2 separate regions of the Mus musculus genome follow, and region 1 is linked to region 2. The links are chromatin loops, found by intact Hi-C in ENCODE. Cell type or tissue: left cerebral cortex. All regions are shown on one strand.

Region 1 (2,500 bases), 180 kb before region 2:
CTCCCACAATACCCCTTTTTCAAATTGTTCTCTTTCAAAGCCATACCCTCTCTTTTTCTTAATTGTTACAAGCATACACACATAGGAATAGATATTTATTTCTAAATAAGATCTACCCAATCTCTACAGGGTTAATTGTATGTGTGTTTTCAGTGATAACCACTTGGTACTGGATAACAAATTGGTGTGTCCTTTCCTGCGGAAAACTATTCCTCCCACTCTCAGCGTTTCTTAGTTGCCTCTGCTTCTTTCATGAATAGGACTCCATTTGCCCAAGAATTCAAAATCTGGACTTCATTAATCTACAGAGCTTCTGCACAGCTAAAGAAATAATCAAAGGAGTGAAGAGGAAGCCCACAGGCTGAGAGAGAATCTTTGCCAGCTACACATCTGACGGAGGATTAATACTCAGAAAATATAACATTTTTTAGATATCTCTAAGCCATTATTTTCTTCTTTTGAGAGTTCTCTGTTCAGGTCCCTGGACCATTTTTCAAATAGGTTATTTGGGTCAGGGAAGGGAAGGGGCATTATTTTGCTTTATTTGTTTTCTACTCTGATTGTTTTACTCCTTTGTAATATCCAGAAAGTCCTTCCCTACACCTCTTTCTTTTTTTTAATTTTTTTAAAGATTTATTTATTTTATATATGTGAGTACACTGTAGCTGTCCTCAGACACACCAGAAGAGGGCATCAAATCCCATTACAGATGGTAGTGAGTCACCATGTGGTTGCTGGAATTTGAACTCAGGACCTCTGGAAAATTAGTCAGTGCTCTTAACCGCTGAGCCATCTCTCCAGACCCACTCTACACCTTTCACATAGGTGCTGCCTTGTTTTTTTTTTTCTAGCAGTTTCAGTGTTTTGAGCTTTACATTTGTGCTTTTGATCCATTTAGAATTACTTTTTATGCATGGTGACAGGTACAGTTTTAACTCTGCACCCCCACCCCAGGTCTCTCTGGGTCATAAGAACCAGGTCACAAACTAGGGCACAATTCTTCCAGTCTCTGGTGAATCTCCCTTAGACACAAGGTTTTTATCCCCTTTAGTGGGAAATTCTCTCCATATCCATAGAGGAGCTACTATAGTCTGCTGTTAAGCTTGCAAAGGATTGTATAATTGGTTGCCTGCCCCTTTGTAACCTGGAAGACACACCCAATAAGACCAGACTCTCTGGGATCCAATTTGACAAAGATTGCCCTTCCATGAAGAAACAACAGCAGATCTATAGAACCATGTGTAAGACACCATAACCAGAAAATAAAAATGGGAATACATCCAAGTCCTTTGGCTGTGTATCTATCCCTTAATTTTTCTACTTTTTACCAAGTAGCCAAATTTACTGTCCCTTCTTCTGAAACCAAGGGCATATACTGCTCACCTCCTACTCAGATTGCTAACTCACCTGCTTAGTCATAGAGTTGATGAAGCTGTAACGTTCTTGCCTTACATTCCTATTCCTCAAAATCTCCTTCAAAGTCCAAAGATTTAATTGCTTAGCTCTAGATTCTGATTGCCCTGTGTTTTACATCCTGAGTGCAGAAATGTATTCCCTCATCTGACTCAATTCAAGTTCTCTGTAGTCAGGGTCCCAGCTCGGGGGCCACTTGCATGACCTACTTAGCTTTAAAATTGATCTGACTGAGAAAACAGGGAATGAAGAAATGACAGACACATATACAAAAAACTAGAATCTGGTAGGCCATGAGTTCTGATGGAGATCCACCAGTAGCAACCCAGAAACTCAGCATGTTTATTATATACAACAATAATGTGCAGAGGGAGAGGAGGAGGAGGAGGAGGAGGGAGAAGTGAGGGGAGGAGAAGGGAAGGGGGAGAAGGAATGGGTTGCTATCTCAGTAGGGTGTGAGCAGTCTCAGGTTGCAGTCCTCTGGGATAAAAAAGCTACAGTTAACGATTTCTGCACAGGCTGCTTTTAGCTAAAGATAAAAATGTTTGTCGGTGCCCTTACTTGGACCAGGATAAAGATAGTGCCATTTCCTTGAGCTTGACATAGGAAGGTCTTCTCATTTCCATGGAGCTGAGACATTGGATCCTTGACATGGCCATATTCATGTCCCTAGAGCACATCCAATCAACATTTCTTCTATTCCCTACAGACAGCTTCCAGGAGGCATAAGCATTTATTCCCTACTGTACTCCAGAAAGCAGAATCCTCCCTGCTTTGAGAGCACCAGGACTCCTAGTGAGAGCTGAATAAATGTGCCACTATTTCCAAACTTCACAGTGTTTGGTTTCAGGGAATTCTAGAAAATGACACTCCTGGAATGGATATTATTTCCCTTAGGAAAGCCATTGTTTCCCATGCCTTTGAGAAACAAATATCCATAAACAACCAAATATGACAGGGCTTGCTTGTAAACCTAGGTAAAGCACTGCACACTCCTAGAATCACTTCGGATGGCTGAAGCTCAGGAGGGTGGAATACACCACAGCAGCATGTGAATTATGCCCATTCATGCTAACCCACCAGGACC
Region 2 (2,500 bases):
GCAATTATATTTACAGTAATCATGATATAGGATTATTGAAATTACATATTGAAGGAGGCAACCATTTATTTACAAACATGGTAAGCAAAATACTTTGGAGGTTTAAACAGTTAACACAAGAAAAATACTGGCAGTGTGTAACACTAAAATGGACTGTTTCTGATACAAGATTTCTTAAATAGCAAAGTAGGATGAATTCCCTTATAGCTTTTGGCATCTATGTCAGTCTTTTTCCTCTTTGTGTTAGTTCTAATTTATTCTTTGCATATACCTGTCTGGGCCAGAGAAGTGACTTTAGAAACGCTATGACAATCTGCAGTTTTTGAGATGAAGTTGATGTCTGTGAAACCCGGTTATATCTTACAAGAGACTAGCTCCTGCGGCTTCCCTCTCTCCTTAAGGTAGGCGAATAGGTGCCTTCTCCATCTCCACGTAACCTTCACCCGATTCTTCTCCTCAGAGGTGTCCTAAAACACAATAGGCCCCAGCTCTGGACTGTTGGGAGGTCTAGGGCCAAAGATGCAGCCACGGGGACTGCATTCCCTCTGGTCCGGGGAAATGAGATCTTCTCTTGATGACGCCGGAAGTCTGAATATCAGAGGAGGTGAACATAAGGTGAGCTCTGAAGCACATGTCGTGACAGTTCTCCACAACTCTTGGACTGACCAGCAACTACAGGCCTTCTGGAAGTGTCCTTTCCTGCCGGGACTCCTCTCTGTTTAAGGATATCACCAGTGTCTCTAACCCAAAAGACTTTCAAAGGTTAGCCATTGAAACTTGCCAGGAGATTTTCTAGTTAAGGGTCTTGCGTGGTCTCAGTGATGATGTTTCTGGTGTGCTGGAAGCCGGCTTTGTGCTGCTGTGTCAGACTGGGGTGATCACCAGGCAGTGACTTTACCCCATCAATGGGCTTGTGGAACATTTCTAGAGTGTAGGTCATGGGCTGCCATAAAGATTCAGAATGGTGTCTGGGGCCCTCCAGTGGCTATTGGTGAAATAGCAGTGAGGCTTTCTAGGTCTGTTTGCAGTCTCTTTGGAAGCATCTATAGGTAATAAACATGGTGCAAGTTGTCTTCCTGGTCTGGGTCAGGCTCCAGTTGCAAACCATACCTGGAGAAGAGTTCCAGAATACAGTCCTTTGTGTTGGCGAAGTCAGAGCGGCAGGAGCTTGAACGTAGCCAGTCCATTACATCATCGGTCAAGAAGCAGAAAAAGGCTGAAATTAAAGTTCTTAAAATGTGCTATGTTCCTGAGTATTTTACTTCAGAAATAATGTGAACCTACCTCCTGACACTAATACACATAAGTATGCTTGTTTTCAATTAATACATCATCATCATCATCATTATTATTATTATTATTATTTCTTAGCTTATTTCATCACCAACACCCCCCCCCATTTTAAATGGCTGTTGTATTTGCTCACAAAATGGCATAACTACAATATCTAGTATTAAAGCTGAAAACAGAAACTAAATACCAAAGTACCTCAAAAGCATTCCCTTAAAGTAAAATTAAACGGCAAATGGAGAGCCAGGCAGTGGTGGCACACGACTTTAATCCCAGCACTCAGAAGGCAGAGGCAGGTGGGATCTCAGTGCATTCGAAGTCAGCCTGGACTACAGAAGTCCAGGACAGCCAGGGCTACACAGAGAACCCGTTTCGAAATAACAACACAAACAAACCAAAAAAAAAAAAAAAAATGTCAAGGGGTGGTGATGTAGATCAGTGGAAGAGTTTACTAACATGTTCAGTGCCCTCAGTCTCGGTCCAGTTCTCAGCACCAGAAAGGGGGGAGGGCACTCCACGAGTGACGCATGCGCATATCCCCAAGAACTAACTTGTCCAATGCCCTCAGTCTCGGTCCAGTTCTCAGCGCCAGAAAGGGGGGAGGGCACTCCACGAGTGACGCATGCGCATATCCCCAAGAACTAACATGTCCAATGCCCTCAGTCTCGGTCCAGTTCTCAGCGCCAGAAAGGGGGGAGGGCATTCCACGAGTGACGCATGCGCATATCCCCAAGACTTTGGCAGGAAGACCAGAAGTTAAAAGTCATCCTCCCTATATTGAAAGAACACAGCCAACTTGAGTGACGTGTTTCAAGGAGGAGAGAAGTCAGTTAAGGAGATAATAAGTAAGACTGAGATTATTGTGTACAAAACAGGAAATTCTACCTTATTCCCAGTGAGGGAAACGTATATAGGGGCTGAGGTTAGCCGTTCTCACCCTGTTTTTAGAAATAAAAACTTGAATGAGAAAGAAAGTAAGGGCATGCTCCTGGGACATACACAAGCTGTGCACTGGGCTTGGGATCCGCAAACAATAGAACACATATGCTGCCTTCTCTTCTAGAAGTTACCTGTGAGGGAAGGACCGGCTGAGGAAACCCCACATCACAAGCAACAACGAAGCGCTGCCCACGTACTGAGAGCTCCGCTTCTGTTAGGACGTACACTGGTCCCCATAGCTCGCAGGCAGAGAGAGGCTAGTTCTAAGGTT

What was found. Peaks named below come from ENCODE experiments on the same cell type or tissue, not always from the same donor. Only the 100,000 strongest peaks of a DNase experiment are listed, where the experiment ranks them.
Region 1: a loop joins it to region 2, with 2.1 times the contacts of the local background. A loop is called at or near these places in 2 of 42 quality-filtered maps.

Annotation. Positions count from the first base shown.
Region 1 is chr12:58,739,510-58,742,009 of GRCm38, forward strand. No RefSeq gene overlaps it. Among named protein-coding and RNA genes, the nearest start is that of Gm40427, 220 kb to the left of the region's middle. In left cerebral cortex, no CTCF peak of the experiment used is centred here; DNase peaks (open chromatin) are centred at 1,434, 1,757 and 2,151; H3K27ac peaks cover 784 bases.
Region 2 is chr12:58,923,271-58,925,770 of GRCm38, forward strand. It overlaps the pseudogene Gm47647. Among named protein-coding and RNA genes, the nearest start is that of Sec23a, 87 kb to the right of the region's middle. In left cerebral cortex, a CTCF peak has its summit at 977 (motif pointing left); DNase peaks (open chromatin) are centred at 412 and 973.